2 separate regions of the Homo sapiens genome follow, and region 2 is linked to region 1. A link is an interaction called in ENCODE POLR2A ChIA-PET data of the cell type or tissue named here. Cell type or tissue: PC-9. All regions are shown on one strand. Each heading gives the region's core, and the rest is flanking DNA. Links, peaks and the distances in the headings are about the cores only.

Region 1 (11,234 bases), core at 2,005-7,004:
AAGGAAAAGGGCAGGAAAGAAAAAATCCTCGCGGAACAAAGCCCGCAAAGACAAAGGAGACCAAGGCTGACTCCCATCTCCCACCTGCTGGCCTTTTCCCGTCCTGCTCGCTAGGTCGTAAAAGCCGTGGCCGGCGTGTGCTCTGGGTACAAAGCAGGCCCCATTCTCAGGTCACTCCACTCCAGCCAGCCCAGCACCATGCCAGGACAGGCGGCTCCTGCCCAGGATTAGTGGCTGGGGCCAGACAGCTGCAGGGGCTGGGCCGGCTTCCTACTCCCCCAGGGATCAAAACCTCCCTCTGGCGCCTCCCACAGCCAGGAACACAGGCGGGCACGCAAGAGCGGGATTCCAATTGCAGGAGCTAAGAGTGCTTGGCTGTGTGTAGACCCAACCAAGCCAGCCTGCCTGGGACCCTGGGACGGCCAGGGCTGGCTTGTTTACAATGGGCCACCCCTCCCAAAGCCAGCATGCTCTGGCTCTCCTCTCGTTCTGCCCCCACTGCATTTTGTAAGATGTGTGTGAAACCTGCAAAGCCTGGATCCCTGGGAGGGTTCAGCAAACATGTGCTTCCTTTGAAGCTCTGAAAGGCAGAAGCACAAGAGAGGTCAGCCTGTAGCCTGGACACGAGGAAGCCAAGATCAACAACTAAGCAGGGTGGCGGAGGCGGGGGTTCAGCAGCTCTGAGGGGCTCAAGGTGTCAGGGGAAGATTTGTTAAAATGCAGGTTCTGGGCCTGCCTTGGAGATCTTCACTCAGTAGGGCTGAGACATCACTCAAGGCCCCAACAGGAAAGGGACAATTTACAACAGTGAAGGGACCCCTGGGGGAAGTGACGCCAGGGAAGTGGGGAAGGGGGAAGCCTCCACTGGAACCTGGGGGAGACAGGGACCCCCAGTCAGGGGAGCCGGAGTGAGCCCCAGGCGAGGGGCTCCCCTGACACCTCCCTCTCCACCGCAAGCCAGAAGTCAGGGGAGCCCCCTGGGGTACAGCCAATTCAGACCACTCCCTGGGCCAACAGCACAGCAGGGCTGGGAGGGACAGACAGACAGACAGACAGACATGGCCAGCACAGGGCATGCCCAGGAAGCTGCCTTTCCACAGCAAGCCTCCTGTGTGACACCTGGGCAAACACCTGGCCTAGGTCTGTTGTTGACTATCCTGCTCTCCACAAGCAGTGCTTCCTCGCAGTCCTGTGTTAACACCCAGGGGGATCTGCAGGCGGATGGCACCTAACACAGGCCTTTATGTGACAGCGACCCTTGCTGGTCCATGCCAACAGTGAGTTCAACAACATACCAAGCCCTACCTCCTGGGAGATTCATAAAATCCTGGGGATAGGCATGGGGTGGAGGAGAAGGAATCAAAAGCCAGGGATCTCTCCAAGAACTTGGAAATGAGAGAAGACAGCTCTTAGAACAGAATTAGACCATCAAATACATGAATCCTAGTAGCACCAGTCACAACAGCCAGAAGGTGGCAACGACCCAAATGTCCATCAACGAATGAAAGTGTAAACAAAATGTAACATAGCCATACAATGGAATATTATGCAGCCATAAAAAGGAATGGGATTTTGACACATGCTGCCACGTGGATGAACCCTGGAAACAGTCTGCAGTGAAAACAAGACAGTCACCAAAGGCCACCTATTGTATGGTTCCATTTATAAGTCATGTCCAGGATACACAAATCCATAGGAATCCATAGAAACCGAAAGCAGAGCAGTGGTTGTCAGGGGCGGGAAGGAGGGGCAGCGACTGCTAATGGGTGCCCTTTAGGGTTGAAAAAATGTTCTGGAGATGTGATAAGAGGTGGTGGTTGCACAACTTTGTGAATATTCTATACAGCACAGAATTGTGACATTTCAAAATGGTAAATTATATGTTATGTGAACTTCATTTCAATAAAACTTTTTAAAAAAAATAATGAAACCCTGTAAAGAAGCAAAGCCACTCTAAAGAGGTCCAGTGCCACCGAGGCGACTACAGGCAATGACACCTTAAGAAGGTGCCCATGAGGAACCCATCTGAGGCTAAAATATTATGCACATGCACAGAGAACAGTCTGGAAAGATACATTTATTAAAAATAACTGTGACACTGAGAGCATATTTTTGTTATGAGAAATAACTACTAAAGCATAGAAAAAGAAAACCTATGTTTAGTTAGGAGTTAGGAGGGTACCTAGTCAGTCAGGCACAGGAAAAACGCCACCAACAGGGGAAGCCGTGGCAAACTTCACCGAGTGACAGCCAGGAGCCGGGAGCAGTTGGGGTGCTAACGGGGAGCCCCAAAGCCTGCAGTCCCACTGGAGCAATGTACCCCACAGAGGGCAGGTACCTAGGGCCATCTTGGGTGGGTTTTAGGACTCTCAAAACCCAACTCAAACCAGCTAAGAAAAAACAGGAACAGACTGTGGCCCCTAAAATCACACCGAGGTGAGGACAGGGGTGGGGCCATCCCTGGAGCCAACTGGATACAGACACTGCAAGCCCCCCAGCCTCCAGCCTCTGTCACCATCACTGTGAGTTCAGCTTCTGTATGCCAGAGCCACATCTCCCTGCATAGGAGCGTGACTGGGAAGGTGTCACACGCCCATAACTGCAACTTCTCACTCCCGTTTTACAGATGAGCAAACTAAGGCCCAACAGAGGTCAGTGAGCAGAGCCATGCAACTGTTCCTCACCAAGATTTGACCCCCTCCACCCCTCAGACCAGAGAGTTTAGTTCCAGAGTCCAGGCTACACACAGGTGCTGGCAAAATGGGAATCTGCTTCTCAGCAGATAAAACAGTAAACAGACACTCTATCCTTCGAATGACCCTCATTCTGCTCTCATGCCCCGACCTGTACAGTGAGGATGCATTATCTGCACCTCCAAAGTATCCCCTTTTTTCCTGTCAAATGAATACATTGGTACCCTGGCCTCAGTGGCCTGCGTTTGTAGGATCTAAGTCCACCCCAGAATCTGGTGTTTGAGAGCTAGGCCCTGGCCAGGGGAGAGTTCTCCTCGGTCACGCTGGTTCCAGCCCTTGGGTACTGCTTCCTGGGTCCCTGCCACAGAGGACCAAAAGGACAGGGCCACGCTGGCCCTGCTGCCAGCCATGCCCCATCCACCGAAGCCCTGGGCTTATTCGATCAGAAGCCTATTCACGTGTGATAGCTTGAAGATTTTCTAAAGAAACGTAGCATCCAAGTTGGGCAAACTATTTCATAGCAACTAAGAGGCAGACCTGCCTCCTGGCACACATCTATGCCTGGGCAGATGGCAGCCAGGTTCAAGTTACTTCAAGTTCTTTTGAAATCAGGAGATCAAAGGCAGAACGGAATCAGCATTCCTGTTGGAGGTTCATCCGGGCCCTCCCTGGAATCTGCTGCTGTCAGGCAACTCCTCCCTCTGCTGACAATTCTAGAATCTTGTGTGGCCTTCCGTTATCTGAACCCAGCCCATCTGCTCTGGGGACCCTATGTCACGGCACTGGGATCAGAAGATTCTACTGGGGTCCATCCCTGCCAAATGCCTGACCCTTTTTGTTTTACTTGTTTTGTTTTTGAGACAGGGTCTCGCTCTGTCATGCAGGCTGCAGTGCAGTGGCGTGATCACAGCTCACTGCAGCCTTGACCTGCTGGGCTCAATCAATCCTCCCACCTCAGCCTCCTGAGTAGTTGGGGATACAAGTGTCACCAGCACGACTGGCTAATTTTTTGTATTTTTTATAGAGACCAGGTTTTGCTATGTTGCCCAGGCTGGACTTGAACTCCTGGACTCAAGTGATCCGCCCGCTTCAGCCTCCCTTGGATTACAGTCATGAGCCACCGCATCCAGCTTGACCTTGGTTTGATGACTTCAGCTTCTCTGAGGCACAAGTTTCCTCATCTGTAAAACGAGGCTGCTAATGAATATTTGGCTCAACCCACCTGTCCTTCAGAAGATTACGCAACATAACAAACCCAAGACAGCTTGGCAAACTATAAACCACTGTGCACAATTTAAATATAAAATAAGCCTGCAGGAGAGTTCTTCAAATCCTGTATAGTAACAGTTCTCTCCCGCAGCTTCCTCTTCGCCAAATCTGACGATGGCCCCAGAATTGCATCGTTTAAAAATGTACCCTCCAGCCCAGCATGGTGGCTCACACCTGTAATCCCAGCACTCTGGGGAGGCCGAGGCGGGCGGGTCGCCTGAGGTCAGGAGTTTGAGATCAGCCTGGCCAACGTGGTGAAACGCTGTCTCTGCTAAAAATACAAAAATTAGCCAGGTGTGGTGGCGCACACCTGTAATCCCAGCTACTCTGGAGTCTGAGGCAGGAGAATCACTTGAACCCGGGAGGCGGAGGTTGCAGTGAGGTGAGATTGCGCCACCGCACTCCAGCCTGGACAACAGAGTAAGACTCCATGTCAAAAAAAATAAAAAACAAAAAACAAAACACCTCACCCTCCTTTGAGAGCCAATTCATAATTCCTCTTCAAATGCAGCACTGAAATGTCCAGGCCGGAACACCAAGTTGCCCGAACGGTCCGTGAGAACTCATCTCTCCAGTCACCTGTACACAGGCTTCCCGGATGCGGCCTCTTGCCCTGGACTGTGGGTTTCTATTAACCTATCTAGGGGAGCACCTTCGACGTTCAGGCATTGTTCAGAATAAGACCAAATTCAATGAAAAACCTAAAGATAATTTTCAGAAGCCAGGTCTTCCCTGTTCTGTAAGCAAGCAAAGAGTATCTGTACTTAATGAAAAGCACAAGAAATAAAAGCTAAATAAAGGGAAGGAGAGTTTTACACTGGTTTCTGTCAAGTGTCATCTCCGTTTCAGCTGTGCACTCTGGCCAAGACATTGAGGCCCCATTAGGTCCCGCCTCGGCTTATCTTATCTCCAAGTGCGATAGGCTTGTCTTAGGCCTTCCTCCAGCTCAGAGGTTGTTAACGTTTTTTGAGGGTGCAAATCCTCTAAGGAATCTGACAAAGTCTCTGGACCCTCTCTTTAGAAAACTACCTCCACCCGTAAAGTTTAGCATGCAGTTTCAGGGGTTTCACAGACCCCCTCAAAGGGCCACGCCAAGGGCCCGGGAGCCCAGGATAAACACATCTGTTCTGTTACTGATAACAGCTACCTTCAGAAGACCAAGGCCGGGAAGAGCAGCAGATGCCCCAAGTCAAGCCAGAGCCTCTGTCAACACTGTTTATAATTAATTTCTCAAAAACTGGAGGCAGAGACGAGGTTGTACGTCCCAGCTCAGACACAAAAGTGGGCACCGTGTAAACGGGATTTATGGGCAATGATAAGGTAAGAAGGAAAAGAATCAAGTTGTGTTTACTGAGAGCAAAGTCCAGAGCTGCCTGGGGGAAGGAAAGAGGTCAGAACAAGGTGACGCCTGCCCACAAGCAGCTGGGGCGATGGGGAGACACCACCAGTGCAGAAAAAGGCAGAACCCACACAGAGGCTGCTGGCAGTGGGGACAGGCCCCAGTGTGTGGGGCACCAGATAGCGGGTAGGACCCGGCACAAGTCCCTGGCCTTTATGTCTCTGCTTTCTCTTCTGCCAAATGCGAGGCTGGGCTCTGTGATCTTTCAAGTCCCTCTGACCCTCCAACAGAGTGGAAAGGAGATTCAGAGCACACCACATGTGGGACTACAGGACCCACCTCTACGCAATGGGGACATGAACATCGCGGCTTGACGTCCTCCATGTCAGCGGCTCAGAGACAAAGCATCAGAGCCCGAGCCCAAGATCCAGGCTTCCCCTTCTGGCTAAGCCCCTCTTGGAAGGAGGGGCCCCGTGTTATTGACTCTGGCCAGTGGATCATGCTAATCCCTCCTCTGACCTTCATATCCCCTGGAACCAAAGGGCGGGGCCCAGATCAGGAGAGCAACCTGCATGGGAGAACGGCATGAATGAAACGTCAGGCACAGGGGCAACCCCCCAGTCACATCAATAACATGTTAACAGTGAAGCCACACAGCCCAGGCTCGGGGGCCCTCCATAAGCAGGTAGGAGAAGTGAGGCCCAGAGAGGCTACAGGACTTGCTTAACGTGATAGGGTTGTAGGGAGTTCCGAAAGGAAGGAAGAAGGGAAGGAGGGAGGGAGCCTGCAGAGAAGCCCAGCCGAGGATAAGTGAGTGCCACTTCCCCTATTGCCTGGGGTTCCCAGTGGCTGTCGCTGCCTGGCCCAGGCACACCCCCAGCCTGGAAACCCCTGTGGCCTCACCCCTCTCCAGATGGATCAGTGGTGGAGACCAGGTACAGGTGAATCAATCCACAGCGGACCCAGAGCTTGAGCTGGCCCAACCAGCTGCTTCTGAGACTTGGATGCTCAGAAACTCAAAAGCAGCCCAAGGGCAGGTCCTGCAAAGGGCTGCTGCGCATTGACTGGCAGCCACTCCTGGGCCAGGTATGTGCTGGTGGTGAGCAGCAGAGGCCGCGTGACAGAGCCAGCTGCACAGGTGAGAGGAAAGTCTAATTTTTGATGACCAATTCATTTCTCAAAGTTTGAGAAGATTCACTGTGCTCTCTTTCTGGATCATTCCAATAATCCTGCCCTGTTTTCTTCTTGAGCAAGTCTGAGGGTGTCTTAGATTCCTTTTTAGTCTTTGAGAACCTTCAGAGACCCAGGTTCCATCTTTACCAAGGAGAAAACTGAGGCCCAAGGAAATTGATTTATGTAACATGCTATTGTGCCAATAATTGAAATCTGTCTATGCTTGGTCAGAAGCTCTTTGCATAGGTATTTTTCTGACCCAAGAATGAAACGCATCCAGGTGCCCTTCCGAAATTGCAGTCTGCCCAGACAACTTTAAGGAATGAACTAACAACAGGGTGGGGGACAATTCCAAACACAGAGACAGGAAAATCAGGGCTTTTCTGATTTGATGGGAAGCTTCTTCAAAATGGGAGCAGATTTCAGCAAGAGATTCAAAGGCTCTTGAAATAAATAATAGCGGAATCTTTCTTTGACTGATGTCTTTTGTCCCCAAAGCCTCAAGTATGTTAAAAATCCCTCCTGTGAACTCACAACATGCTTGCTTTAAGAAAGGTGTAAGGCAGGCTAGTTATGACACCACAAAACAAGCCTCTCAAGAAGGCAGGCGCCGTTCTTAGTCCAATGTGTCGCCGGGAGTGCAGCTCACGTTTCTTTCTCCTCCGTCCAGATTCCCCAGCTTCCCTTCGGCAGCTGATGGCCTCACCAACGTGCATTTGCAGCGGTTTATTCACTGAGGCCCTGCGGACGTTGTCACTGGAATGCAGAGGCTTGGAGAGACGCTGAGCACAGCTTCCCGTTCAGCCGCTGCATGGCCTCAAGTGCCCTTCTCCTCTATTGGATTATCTGCTGATTACGGGGAGGTCAGGCCTTGGCAGGTGCAGAATCAGTGCCTGCAGGACACCTCAAAGGACAGTCCAAGCAGACCTGGTCATGCTATTAAGGACGCTGGCCTTAGTTTCTCTGTCCCAAGGATGTATGAAAGCCAGGATCTCTGTCACAGATCGAAGGCCATGGGGACATAGCCCAATGCAAACCTCAAAAGTAAACCAATTAGTGGTAGCCAGAGGCGGGGGCAGGGGCAACGGGTGTGGTCATGTAGTGAGTACAGGGTGCTCTTCCAGGGTGATGACGAAGTTTTGAAACGAGAGAGAGGCGGTGGTGACACAGGACCAAGAATGTACTCAATGCCCACTGCAGCGGTCAGCTGGAGGTTATGTGACTTTCACCTCGAAACCAAAACCAACAAACAAAAAGCTCACCAAACACACAAAGGGATAGGAACTTTGGAGAACCTCAGTCTGACGTGACCCCTGAAGACTTTCCACATGGTCCAGGCAGGAGGTGTGCAGGCAGAGCCTGCGTGGCCAGTCGCCCTGCGAAGAGTGGGTGACTCCGCTACCACCCATTTCTTCACTGCACCTTCAACTGTCGTGTGAATTTACAATCCCAAGAAAAAAAATTATGTTTACCTGTTCATTTTTACGTCTCCTGTTTGTGGCTCATGATTTATTCCCATTGGCCAGTCTAGAGGGGGTGTGGTACCAGCCCACGTGGTTCACGTGCCCCCCCAGGCACCCAGCTAAGCTAAAGGAACAGAGGAGTGGTTTAGGGGACACACAAATGCAGCCGGTCTGCAGGCTGGGCTCCGAGACTTTTTTATTTTTTATTTTTTTTTGGAGATGGAGTCTCGCTCTGTCGCCCAGGCTGGAGTGCAGTGGTGCAATCTCAGCTCACTGCAATCTCCGCCTCCTGGGTTCAGGTGATTCTCCTGCCTCAGCCTCCCAAGTAGCTGGGACTATAGGCGCCCACCACCACGCCCGGCTAATTTTTTTGTATTTTTAGTAGAGACAGGGTTTCACCGTGTTAGACAGGATGGTCTTGATCTCCTGATCTCGTGATCCGCCCACCTCGGCCTCCCAAAGTGCTGGGATTACAGGCATGAGCCACCGCACCCAGTCTTCTGATTCTTCTTAATCACCCTCTGAACTTGAACTTGAATGAAGTATTCTGGGTTTCTGAGTACTCTGAGATGAGTTTCTCATCTGTGAAACAGGCAGGGTGTTCCCAGGCCTTGAGCAGACACAACTACAGAGGGTGTTCAAGCCACCGGGGGCTGGAGCTCACCCTTCCCAGCCATCAGTGGGACAGTGGGAACAACCACAGGGGCAGGCCTTGTGGGGCCTCGATCTCCGCACCGGCTCCGTCCCCTAGCTGACACTCCCCGGAGGAGCAATCGGCCGTGCTCTGCTGCAGGCCTCCTGTTTCCTCAGTCATTCTGGTCTCAGGAACTGAGTCAGGGAGCATTTCTGCTGCCTCCTTCATCCTGAAGGACACCAGGCACCAGGATAAACTACCTCTGATGGTGATGACAGTGGGAGCAGGATCAGGTTAACAACTTGAACCCATGAGGTGGGAACTATGTGCAAATCACGAAATTTGCCACGGACAAAACTCGGGGCCTGGAAATGGAAACCCTGGGTAGCCGTGTCTCTCACTGACCCCCAGGCAAATCAGACTGTGACTATTCAGAGGCACCAAGAAAACACTACATGTATGCCTCTGGGAAAACAAGGCAAAACGAAAATCAGCTTAAAGTGTGGTGGCCTGTGGATGGTCTCTAACTGCTGTGGGGACCCACGCCCCCAAGCACCCCTACACCCCACCCAGAGGCACATGCAACGCTCTGCCCGCTGTATCCAGGGCAAGTCTGGGTGCACCTCCCTCACCGGGCTCCCGGAAGCCTGTGTGCCCGCCACGGAGACAAGCGGGCACCGCTGTGGGATGGCGGCACCCGTCCCACCCTCCCGTTCCTCTTCCCAGATGTCTTGCTGCCCCAGTAACTCTGGCACAGGGTCAGAAAAAGCAAACCACATGCGTGCCGCCCAAGGAACTGCTGGAGCCCGAGAGGGACCCCCATTAACCTCCTCCTGCTTTGCTCAGGATGGGGCCTGCTCTGGCGATGCCCCAAATGCAAAGTCCAGCGAGGCCAGTCCATGTGGGGGCCCAAAGAGAACCATGCCGCACAACCCCCTGGTGTCTCTCCAGTTTATCTACAGACAAGAACCAAGCTGCAGTGCTCGCCTTTGATTTTAGAAACCCCCGCTTTCTGACCAATGCCAGGCAGAAAGAATGCCAGGAATGTGGATGCCTTTCAGGAGGGTTCACCGCAGCCCAAAGAGACCACAGCCTCCAGGGCCAGGGGCTGCACTTATAAGGAAAGGCCTGCTGGTGGCCTCTGCCTGGGCTGAAGTGTTTCAAGTCGCTGAGGCCCCAGTGGGCGGAGGACTGACCCTGGGACCAGAGAACTCCTGAATTCCTCACGTCACTATGAAAAGCCCTGAGCCTCCTCCTGAACATCTCAAACCTTCTCTCCATCCTAAGGCACAGGCAGATACTGGAAAACAAAGAGACAGGACAGAAAGGGTGGGGGGAGAAGTTGAAATAAAATCCAATCAGCTACCCTCAGTTTACAGGATTTAAAGAAAAACCTGAAACAGTGCAAGTAGCTGCCTGCTTTATTTAGAAGGGCTTTTAAAATTCCAACGTGGCCCAGAAAGGAATCCCACTGTGAGCTGCGGCTTCTCAACTCCCCCTTTGGCCTTGAGCATCCAAACGTAGCGTTTACTTAGATCCAATCCTTTCTACTTGGTGGGGAAAGACTTGTATGTTGCTTTTCTAAAAAACTGGAGGCTGTGCCCGCCCTATGAGGTAGGTGATCCTATCCAACCGACTTTACAAAGGAGGGTGTTCCTTCTATTGCCAACCAGGAGTATAAAAGCCAAGAACAGCCAAGAAAACCTCCAGGAACATTTTACCAGAACACCATTTAATCCAGCTCTTCCTCACAAACACCAGCTGAGGCTTCCTTGGAACATTTTTTGCCAGCGTGTTTCAAGGACAAATGCTCCCCTGACGCCCCAGGGAGGGTGACCTCTAACCGCGGGTCCATCCCCATCTCGTCGCAGGGCGACGTGAGAACAATCCCTCCTTTGTGTACACACCACCCAACCTGGGCTCTGTCCCGCGGCTGCTGGGGTGGGGGAGCTGCTAGCCTGGCTTCTTGGAAGAGTGAGAACGTTCCACGGGTGGCAACAGAAAGTGGATTCGCTGAAAAGAGAAACACGGGGCTGTTCTGGGAATGCGCCGGGGCCGGGCTTCTGGATGCCAGGATGACAAATGACCTTCCCACACTGGGGACAACACTGTGGGCTTCGAGGACAGGAGGAGAGCGCCATGAGGGACAGGCCTGCAGTGCCTGAGAAAGGTCAAGTGTCACCAGAAGCTTCCAGAAGCATTCTCCCTCCTGCAGCTGCTCTGCACACGTTTGGGGCCTGTGTCCCCATGAGTCCGGCACCTTGGTCATGACATGGTAAAGCGGGTCCAGGTATGGCAACCCACTCACACCATGCCTGCACTGCCTACCTGGTACAGCCGCAGCCTCTCGCCATCAGAGAAGTCCCAGGACACGGCCTTCTGTCCAGGAGAGAAGGGAGACGCTGCAAGACAAGAAGGAAACACGAGTGAGCTTCAGTCCTGTCCAGCGCAGAACTCAGGCCTGCTTCCCGCCAGGGCCCCTTCACATCCTGGAGGACAGACGGGCTCTGCAGTGCATTTCCACAGCAGGTGAGGATGGTGGTGGACGCTGCCACGCGGCCCCCAGGTCCCCTTCTGAAGCCAACTCTGGAGAGTGGCCAGCGGAAGGACCTTCACCGGGGGCCACCCAGAACTGTCTCACTGGAAAGAGCCCTTTTGAGGCC
Region 2 (11,234 bases), core at 2,765-7,764, 310 kb before region 1:
CATAATGCTCACATATTGAGGGAGGGAACTGGTGGGAGGTGATTAGTTCATGGGGGTGGTTTCCTCTATGCTGTTCTTATGGTAGTGAGTGAGTTCTCATGAGATCTGATGGTTTTATCAGCATCTGGCATTTCCCCTGCCACACACTTCTCCTTCCTGCCACATTGTGAAGCAGGTGCCTTGCTTCTTCACCTTCTGCCATGATTGTAAGTTTCCTGAGGCCTCCCCAGCCATGTGGAACTGTGAGTCAATTAAACCTCTTTCCTTCATGAATTACCTAGTTTCCGGTATGTCTTTATAGCAGCGTGAGAATGGACAAATACACCATGCTGTAATTAGATCCCTAGAATTTATTTATTCAGTTAGTTATTTTTTTGAGATAGAATTTCACTCTTGTTGCCCAGGCTGGAGTGCAACGGCATGGTCTCGACTCACTGCAACCTCCGCCTCCTGGGTTCAAGTGACTCTCCTGCTGGGACTACAGGCATGCACCACCACGCCTGGCTAAAATTTTGTATTTTTAGTAGAGACGGGGTTTCACCATGTTGGCCAGGCTGGTCTCGAACTCCTGACCTCAGGTGCCACCAGCCTTGGCCTCCCAAAGTGCTGGAATTACAGGTGTGAGCCACTGCACCCAGCCCAGAATGTATTAATCTAACTGAAATAGACCATTTTACCAATATTCCCCCATTTTCCCCACCTCCCAGCCATAGGCATCCATGGGGTTTTTTTGTGCCTCAGGTGTGTCACTGCTCCTGCATTATTATTATTTTTAACCATTAACTTCACAGCTTGGAGTTTCCTGTGACTATGAAATCAAACTCCAAACCGGCAGGAGGCAAAGGTGGTGTTTTATTTTTGAAGGGAGGCATTTCTCCTGTCCCAGATTCTAGCGAGTCACAGGCTTCCTGCTTCTTTTCTTGGGCTGGTCAGCACATTTTTTTTTCTAGCTCCACATGAAAAGCCCTGACGAAGCGTGGATCTCCACTCTCCCATTTCACCTCCTGCATAGACTCACCTAAGCTTGTCCTCTGTGGCTGGGTTTGTCTCCATGCCCCCACCCACCACACTCCATCCCTTACCCAGCACTATTGTTCCTGACCTAACTAGGCATTGTTGTTTTTCATTTTAGTTCTATTTTTTCCTGCCTTTTTAGTAGAAGGATTTTCACATTCATTTTGTCAAGCATCTTGCAAGAAACAGAAGTACCTTTAGTTTACATCCCACTATCCCCTCTCTTAGATGCAATAACTGAGGAAGGTGGGGAATGGATCTTCTCGGTGTCTTTTTCTCTTATTGTTGTAGCATCAGAAGCCTTGACCTTATCTCATTGCAGTCTATTACTATAACCCTACAGCAGTGGTTCTTGGCTTAGGATGATTTTGCCCCCCAGGGTTCAATCAGCAATGTCTGAAGACAGTTTTAATGTTGGGACTAGGGGGCTGCTGCTGTCATCTGGCCTGTCGGATGCCACTAGACATCCTATGATGCCCAGGAGGATCCCACAACAAAGAATTATCTGGTCCCAAATGTTCGGAGCGCCACAGTTGAGGAACCTGGTCCTAAAGGAATGGCTCTTTCTTTCTTTCTCTTTCTCTTTTTAAGTAGAGATGGTATCTTGCTATCTTGCCCAGGCTAGTCTTGAACTCCTGGCCTTAAGCAATCCTCCTGCCTTGGCCTCCCAAAGTGCTGGGGTTATAGGCATGAGCCACCGCACCTGGGCGGCACTTTCTTAATTATTAGTCATCACTGCGTGTGGTATTCTCTGTCTCCTCCCTGGCCCCAGCCATCCTTCTCACTCCTCTGCTCTGAGATCCCTCCCAGATCCACAGCTTCCGTCTCCCTGCCTGCTGGCTTCCTGTTGGCTTGGGTATTTGGGAGGCACTAATGATTGACTATTGAAGCAGGGAGAGATATCTGAATGTTTCTTTCCAGGCCTTATTTTGGTGATGGCTGTATCCCTGCGTGTCTGCAGTTCTCCTGGGCAGCCCCCTCTCCACAGCTGCCACTCTTGCTGGGCTCTTGTTGGGCCATGACCACCCCTAGGCTATTTCCTCTCCTGTCATTTTGACTCAGGTGTGTGGCAATGGCTCCCACTGTGGCTGGGCTCTGGGCACCTCAGCGCTTCTTTGCTGTGCTTACTCTGCCCACAGCTCTGTAAACGGGAACTTCATTAATTTTGCTCTTGAACCATCTGAGCAGGACTCTGTGTCCTGCCAGGATTCTGACTGTTACAGTCACCATGGTTTCATTAACTGGAGGGCACGGTAACCTCATTTAATGCACCAAATTGTCTTTCCTCTCTATCCTGTGTCTCTGCTACACTAGGCTCATGTAGTCCTGTCACCCAATAAGGTGACCTCTGTCTCTGTACATTATAGTGATATAGTGGCGTCCATCCACCGAGAGGCCTTGACCCAGATTTCTATGCTTAGGAACAACTGCAGAGATAGAGCTGAAGACAAAAGTGATTTGACTTTTGAAGGTTGGCAGCCAGATGCTGAGCTAAGGATGCCTTCATTTGTTGTTTTTAAATTATATATATATAGTTTTTTAAATTTAAATTTATTTTTTTTTTCGAGACATGGTCCCACTCTGTTGCCCAGGCTGGAGTGCAGTGGCACAATCTTGGCTCAACCGCAGCTTCCTGGGTTCAAGTGATCCTTCCACCTCAGCCTCCTGAATAGCTGGGACCACAGGTGTGTGCCACCATGCCTGATTAATTTTGCTTATTTTTCATAGAGACGGGATTTCACCATGTTGCCCAGGTTGGTCTCCAACTCCTGGGCTCAAGCGATTGTGCCATCTCAGCCACCCGAAATGTTGGGATTACAGGGGTGAGCCACAGGGCCTGGGTATTTTTTTTTTTAATGTATATCCCTTAATGTAGATATTTCCCATATTTATGTTCTCTTTGTTCTTGTTCCAATTTCTCCCCTCTCCTTGGGAATGCCTCACTCAAAGGCTTGGACCGTGTTCGCCTCACCTCTGAGAGCGGCTGAGCCCTCGCTATGTGGGTGTCTATGGGAAGTGTAATCCGCAGCTAAGAGAAGAGTGGGCCTTTTATCCCAGCTTTGCCCTGGAGTACAGTTTTATCTTCCTTTGGCTCAGGGTTGTGGGACCGAGTGGGTATGGCCCTGAGCCATAGAACTGGAGACCCGCAAAGCTGGGCAATGCCTGTGCTCTAACAGTCCATGATGGTGTTTAATGAACTCCGGGCAAGAAGCCAAGCTTGTTTGCAGGAGAAGCTGAGTCCCTCTCTGACTCTGACCTCAGAAACCTTGCCGAATGGCTCCTCCATATCCCCGGGTAGGCCACAGCTTATGATGATACTGCAAAGAGGAAGCCGTGGACAATCACGCAAGAGCCAGAAGGAGGGGCCGCTGCAGCACCGCTTGGTGGTGGGCAGGTGCCATGAGCCCACAAATGACACTGAGCCAGCTTTGGACACAAGCAACTGGAAGGGGAGGGAATGAGCGTGCATCCTCATTTTTGTGTGGGATTTGTGTGATTTAGGCTCTTTTAGAAAGACTGCTCCAGTGACAATGACAGTGAACGGAGTTGTGGACTTGCATTGTCCTGTCTTTCACCAGGGACACTAACCAAATTCTGCTCACTTGGGGGTTCTGGGTCACGTTAAGTCTCCGGGTCTCCCCCACTGTGATTGTGGGGGGCATGGTCTGAGTCTCCTTGGGGTCAGGGTTAGGTTGTGGTATAATGGGAATTTTGTGTCCACTGGAGTCCTAGTCCTACAGGAGAGTTTTGATGCCAGGGCAGGCTGTGTGTAGGAAAGATGGCACTCGATCGATGCCTCAACAGAGATGAAGTCTGAGTGAGGGCAGCCACAAAATGCTGGCTGGACCCAGGGTCCTCCCCAGGGCTGAGAGTCTACCCCTCAGTGCAGGGCACAGGTGTGCAGATTCCCTGGCTCTGTGTGGCTCCCTGACTGTAGAATTAGACCCCTGGGCTATCGGTGGAGGCTGGGGTGAGGGCCTTGCTGGGACCAGTGTGGCTGCAGACAAAAGCTATGCTTCCCCATTCTCCCGGACATTATTCAGCACTAGCAGGCAGGAATCTGTCAGAAAGGGGAAGGGACAGGCATCTGGGGCACAGGGTCCTTTGGCTCTCACTTGGGTAAGTCCCCTAGGCTGAGGGCCGGGGCTGCCTGTAGTCTCCTCTCCTGCCTCAAAGCTACATCCATTACCTGTACCTTATTGGGATCCGAGGTTTTCATGACCTTAGTCTTGGGTTGACTCTGGGATGTTTGCACTGTTTTCTTGATACTTAATAATTTTCATAATATGGTACTGCTTATTTCACCTGACTTCTAATTATTTTTGAATTAGGAAGCTTGAGCTCTTGTTCTTCCATATTTTAAAGGGAAGGATTTTACTTTAAATTTTTTATCATTTCTTTTATATTTTATCTTGTCATTTTTTTAATGTCAATTTTTGTGCCTTTTAAGTTTTAAAAATTACCTCTTAGTTTGTAACATTTCTCTTTAGAATATTTTCTACTTGATTTTCATCATATAATGATTTATTCTTATACTGGCTGATAAAATATTTAAATTTCATTTTGCTACCTTGTTCTTTACCACTGAACTATAAAACTTCTTTTCTTTTTCTTGAAACAAGGTCTTACTCTGTTGCCCAGGCTAGAGTGCAGTGGTGTGATCTCAGCTTACTGTAACCTCTGTCTCCTGGGCTCAAGTGATTCTTCTGCCTCAGCCTTCCGAGTAGCTGGGACCACAGGCATGCACCACCACAACTGGCTTATTTTTGTATTTTTTTTTTGTAGAGATGGGGTCTCACTATGTTGCCCAGGCTGGTCTTGAACTCCTGGGTTCAAGCAATTGTCTCACCTTAGCCTTCCAAAGTGCTAGGATTATAGACATGTGCTGCCATGACTGGCTCTTTTTTCTTTTTTTATACCTTTATTTATTTATTTATATCAATTCTTATGTTGTTTCTCTGTAGTGTCCTTTTACATTTTTTCAAAGTGGCAAATGGCCTAAAGTTGCATTTTTCTGAGCTGAGCAGCTTCATCTCTGCAATAACTCTTTGTCTGCAGGTTTGCAGGTACATGTTGAAGGAAAACAGAAAACAGAAACAAATACAACCTTCTTCCCTTAAACAGGAAGTTGTATTTGTTTCTATTGTGGCATAACAGCTTACCGTGCACTTGGCAGCCTCCAAAGGCTCTCATTTCTTAATGCATAGTGCTGTAGGTCAGAAGTCAGGGTGGGGCATGACTGGCTTCTCTGCTCAGGGTCTGGCGAGGCTGAAATCAAGGCATCAATGGGCTGTGCTCCTCTCTGGAGGCTCTGGAGAAGAATCTGCTTCTAGGACCATGGAGGCTGTTGGCTGTTCCTTGTGTTTGTAGGACTGAGCCTCCTGTTTCCTGGTGGTCTGCCTTCTGCTGCTAGAGGCGGCCCCCGTTCCTTTTCACGTGGCTCCCTGTCTTCAAAGCTAGCAACAAACCCCTCTCATGCCTTGAACCTCTTTCCCCCAAAAAAGCCAAGTGCCTTCACTTTCATTTTACTTATTCATTTATTTTAGAGATGGGGTCTCACTTTGTTGCCCAGGCTGGAGTGCAGTGGCACAATCGTGGCTCACTTCAGCCTCAACCTTCTGGGCTCAAGCAGTTCTATTGCCTTAGCCTCCCAAGTAGCTGGGACTATTGATGCATGCCACAATGCCTGGCTAAGATTTTAGATTTTGTAGAGATGGGGTCTGCTATGTTCCAGGTTGGTCTCAAACTCCTGGCCTCAAGCAACCAGCCTCCCAAAATGCTGAGATTACAGGTTTGAGCCACTGTGCCTAGTCCCCCTCCACTTTTAATAACAGCTTTATTGATATATAATTCACATACCATATGATTCATCTATTTAAAGCAGGGGTGTCCAATCTTTTGGCTTCTCTGGGCCACATAGGAAGAAGAAGAATTGTCTTTGGCCATATATAAAATACATTAACGATAGTTGATGAGCTAAAAAAAAATCTCAAAAAATCTCACAATGTTTTAAGAAAGTTTAAGAATGTTAGGCTGAATTCAAAGCCATCCTGGGCTGCATGTGGCCTGCAGGCTGTGGGTTGGACAAGCTTGATTTGAAGTGTAGCATTTAATTATTTTTAGTATATTCACACAATTGTGTAACAATCACTACAATCTAATTTTGGGACATTTTTATTACCTGCAAAAGAAACCCCATACCCCCTTATCAGTTCATTTCTCCCCAGTCTTCAACCCTAGGCAGCCACTGATCTACTTTATCTCTCTATAGATTTGTTTATTATGGACATTTCAATAAATGGAATTATTTAAGATGTGGTCTTTTGTGACTTGCTTCTTTCATTTACCATAATGTTTTCAAGGTTCATCCACCTGGTAGTGTGTCAGCACTTCATTCCTTTTTTTTTTTTCGAGATGGAGTCTTGCTCTGTCACTCAGGCTGGGGTGCAGTGGTACAATCTCGGCTCACTGCAACCTCTGCCACCCAGGTTCAAGTGATTCTCCTGCCTCAGCCTCCTGAGTAGCTGGAATTACAGGCATGCATCACCACTCCTGGCTATTTTTTTTTGTATTTTCAGTAGAGACAGGGTTTCACCATGTTGGCTGGGCTGGTCTCAGACTCCTGACCTCATGATCCACCTGCCTCGGTCTCCCAAAGTGCTGGGATTACAGGCATGAGCTGCGGTGCCCGGTCAGCACTTTATTCTTTATTGCCAAATAATATTCCACTGAATGGATATACCACCTTCTTAATCCGATCATAGGTTGCTGGACATTTGGATTGTTTTCACCTCTTGACTATTATGAGTAATGCTGCTCTGAACATCCATACACTAGTTTTTGGGTGGACATTTGTTTGTCCTTCTCTTAGGTATGTTCTCAGGAGGAATTTCTGAGTGAAATAGTAACTCTATGTTTAACCTTGTAAGAAACTTCCAAGCTGTTTTCCACAGCAGCTGCACCACTTTTTACTCCCTCCAGCAATATATGAGGGCTCCAATTTCTCAACATCTTCACCAAGGGTTGTTACTGTCTTTTTGATTATAACTGTCCAGTGGGTATAAAGTAATATCTCATATTTGATATGCATTTTCTCAATGACTAAGATATTGAACACTTTTGCATGTACTCATGGTCATTTATACCTCTTTTTAAGAGAATAGTCTATTCAAATCTTTGGCCTATTTTAAGATTGGGTTATTTTTCTTTATATTGTGGAGTTGTAAAAGTTCTTTATATATTCTGAATACAAGACTCTAATCAGATACTTGATTTGCAAATAGTTTCTCCCATTCCATTGTCTTCTCTCTTTCTTGATAGTGTCTTTTAAAAGACACAAGTTTTTCATGCTTATGAAGTTCAATTTATCTAGCTTTTTGACCAGGCGTGGTGGCCCATGCCTGTAATCCTAGCAGTTTGGGAGGCTGAGGTAGGTGGATCATTGAAAGCTGAGAGTTTGAGACCAGTCTGGCCAATATAGCAAAACCCTGTTTCTACTAAAAATGTAAAAATTAGCCAGGCATGGTTGCACACACCTGTAGTCTTACCTACCCAGGAAGCTAAGGCATGAGAATCACTTGAGCCCGGGAGAAGGAGGTTGCAGTGAGTGGAGATCGTGCCATTGCATTCCAGCCTGGGTGACAGAGCGTGTCTCCATCTAAAAAAAAAAAAATATATATATATATATCTAGCTTTGCTTTGGTTTTTTGTGCTTTTGGGGTCTGATCTAAGAACGTTTGCCCAACTGAAGGTCATAAAGATTTACTCCTATTTATTTTCTAAGAGTTTTATAATTTTAGCTCTTACATATGAGTCTGTGATTCATGTTGAGTTAATTTTTGTATATGATGTAAGATACAGGTCCAACTTCTTTCTTTTTCGTGTAGATATCCAGCTATCCCTGCACCATTTGTTGAAAAGACAAGTCTTTCCCCATTGAATATCTTGGCATCCTTGTCAAAAATCAATGGACCATAGATGTACGGGGTTATCTCCAGACACTCAATTCTATTTCATTGACCAATATGTCTGTCTTCACACTAATAACACACTATTTTCGTAGCTATCCCTTTGTGATAAGTTTTGAAAATGGGAAGTATGAGTGTTCCAACTTTGTTCTTATTGTTAAAGATAATTTTGGCTACTCTAGATCCTTGCATTTCCACATGCATTTTAGGATGAGTTTTTCTATTTCTGTAAAAAAGGAAGCTGAGATCTTGATAAGATTTGCATCGAATTTATAGACTGTTTTGGAGAGTATTTCCACTTAAGCAATAATAAGTTTTCCAGTCCATAAACACGGATTAGAAACGGAATTATTTTTCCATTTATTTAGGTCTTCTTTAATTTTTTTGCAATATTTTATAGTTTTTGGTGTTCAAGTCTTTCCCTCCTTCTGCTAAATTCATTCCTGAACATTTTATTATTTTTATGCTATCGTAAATGGAATTTTCTTCTAAAATTTCATGTTGACATTGTTCATTGTTCAGTGTAGAGAAATATAATTGATCTTTTAATATTGATCTTGTATCCTGAAACCTTGTTGTATTCATTTATTAATTCCATTCATTTTTTTGGGTAAATTCCTTAGAATTTTCTATGTACAAGATCATGCCATCTACAAATAGAGATAATTTTACTTATTTCTCAATCTGGATGACTTTTTTCTCTTTCTCTTGCCTAATTGCCCTGGCTACAACCTCCAATACAATGTTGAATAGAAGTGGCAAGAGCAGACATCTTTGTCTTGTTCCTGATTTTATGGGAAAATTTTTCAGTCTTTCACTATTAAGGATGATTAGTAGTGTGTTTTAATAAATGCTCTTATATTGTTATTTTCAGGAGACCTTAGTTTTTGGAGATATCTATTGAAATATTTACAAATTAAATAATGTGATGTCTTAAATTTACTTTAAAATAATCCAACAAAAGGAAATGGGGGACATAGATAAAAAGGAATTAGTTATATGTCGATAACTGTTAAAGCTGGGTGATGAGAACCTAAGAGTGCATTCTGCTGTAATGAACTCTAATTTTGTGTATGCTTGAAAATTTCTCTAATAAAACTTAAAAAAACCCATCAGACACACATTCTCCACTCAGTTCCCAGGCCCCTACAGATAATTGACTAAGGGCTTTAGAATTGAATGGAGCCTCAGTTGGGTATGACTACTCATTAAATGATGTAACCAATGCCCTGCCCTAAGTTCCCATGCAGGAGGAACACTGGCTGGAGTATACAGTCACTGTATCTCAGCACAGGCCTGGTCCCTTTAGGAGACCGGGGTGCACAAATGATCAGGCCCTGGATGAGCAAAGTTTCAGTGAAAGAGTAGATGGTCTTAGTCCATCTTCCCTGGATGCAGGCTTTGGGTGGAGAAGGGGTGGAGTGGCCCCAGTAGTTTGTTTGAGAGGTAATCCTAGAAAACAGTAGTAAAGAGTGGGGAAGTGAAATAGGGAAGAGAGGAAGGAAATCCAATACTGGATGCATTATCAAGCCAATGACAGTGTGGGACACTGGCCCTTCAACGAGCTGGGGAACTCTCCGTGACAGTGTGGCGTATGCCTCAGAGGTATCCTAGCATAGGCTCTGGGACATTTACACACTAAATCCTGCCAGTCTTTGATGGAGGGTTGCTCCCTGGGGGCTTAGATTTTCTAGCAGAAAGCCCTCAGGCAAAAAGATGCAGCTACTGGGTTGGAAGTAGGGTGGGCATTCATTGCATTGTAAGGCCCATGGCCATATGGGGCTGGGTGTATCGCTACAGTGAGAGTATGCACAACACAGGATATTTGTCTTTAATGTATTTTCACCATCATCCCGTCCTGCAATTAACCTTGGGTGTTATTTAAGCATTCACCCAGAAATTCACCTCTTTCCCAGGAAATGGAATAGAGAGTGACCTTATTAACAGTTTACTTCAACTGCACCTTTTCTTTTTTTAAAAATTAAAAAAACCTTTTTTTATTATTATACTTTAAGTTCTAGGGTACATGTGCACAACATGCAGCTTTGTTACATATGTATACATGTGCCATGTTGGTGTGCTGCACCCATTAACTAGTCATTTACATTAGTTATATCTCCTAATGCTATCTCTCCCCCCTCCCCCACCCCAAGACAGGCCCGGGTGTGTGACGTTCCCCATCCTGTGTCCAAGTGTTCTCATTGTTCAATTCCCATCTATGAGTGAGAACATGCAGTGTTTGGTTTTCTGTCCTTGCGATAGTTTGCTCAGAATGATAGTTTCCAGCTTCATTCATGTCCCTACAAAGGACATGAACTCATCCTTTTTTATGGATGCATAGTATTCCATGGTGTATATGTGCCACATTTTCTTAATCCAGTCTATCATTGTTGGACATTTGGATTGGTTCCAAGTCTTTGCTATTGTGAATAGTGCCACAATAAACATACGTGTGCATGTGTCTTTATAGCAGCATGATTTATAATCCTTTGGGTATATACCCAGTAATGGGATGGCTGGGTCAAATGGTATTTCTAGTTCTAGATCCTTGAGGAATTGCCACACTGTCTTCCACAATGGTTGAAGTAGTTTACAGTCCCACCAACAGTGTAAAAGTGTTCCTATTTCTCCACATCCTCTCTAGCACCTGTTGTTTCCTGACCTTTTAATGATCGCCATTCTAACTGGTGTGAGATGGTATCTCATTGTGGTTTTGATTTGCATTTCTCTGACGGCCAGTGATGATGAGCATTTTTTCATGTGTCTGTTGGCTGCATAAATGTCTTCTTTTGAGAAGTGTCTGTTTATATCCTTCACCCACTTTTTGATGGGGTTGTTTGATTTTTTTCTTGTAAATTTGTTTAAGTTCTTTGTAGATTCTGGATATTAGCCCTTTGTCAGATGGGTAGAATGTAAAAATTTTCTCCCATTCTGTAGGTTGCCTGTTCACTCCGATGATAGTTTCTTTTGCTGTGCAGAAGCTCTTTCATTTAATTAGATCCCATTTGTCAATTTTGGCTTTTGTTGCCATTGCTTTTGGTGTTTTTGTCATGAAGTCTTTGCCCATGCCTATGTCCTGAATGGTATTGCCTAGGTTTTCTTCTAGGGTTTTTATGGTTTTAGGTGTAACATTTAAGTCTTTAAAAGCACTTTTCTTTCAAGGCCATTGATATGGTTTGGCTGTGTCCCCACCCAAATCTCATCTTGAATTGCACTCCCGTAATTCCCACGTGTTGTGGGAGGGACCCGGTG

Evidence for each region. Peaks named below come from ENCODE experiments on the same cell type or tissue, not always from the same donor. Only the 100,000 strongest peaks of a DNase experiment are listed, where the experiment ranks them.
Region 2: POLR2A ChIA-PET joins it to region 1 with 5 read pairs; 1 of 35 experiments calls an interaction of 5 or more read pairs at or near these places.

What each region holds. Positions count from the first base shown.
Region 1 is chr2:234,995,042-235,006,275 of GRCh38, reverse strand. It overlaps SH3BP4 (SH3 domain binding protein 4), which reads right to left. Exons shown (of 6, transcript NM_014521.3): 2 at 10,900-10,973. Among named protein-coding and RNA genes, the nearest start is that of SH3BP4, 49 kb to the right of the region's middle. RefSeq lists enhancers at 1-317, 318-905, 2,784-3,622, 6,076-6,752, 6,868-7,497 and 1 more and silencers at 8,597-8,891, 9,517-9,811. In PC-9, for the core only: no CTCF peak of the experiment used is centred there; a DNase peak (open chromatin) is centred at 3,905; H3K27ac peaks cover 552 bases.
Region 2 is chr2:235,306,742-235,317,975 of GRCh38, reverse strand. No RefSeq gene overlaps it. Among named protein-coding and RNA genes, the nearest start is that of AGAP1, 180 kb to the left of the region's middle. In PC-9, for the core only: no CTCF peak of the experiment used is centred there; a DNase peak (open chromatin) is centred at 5,175.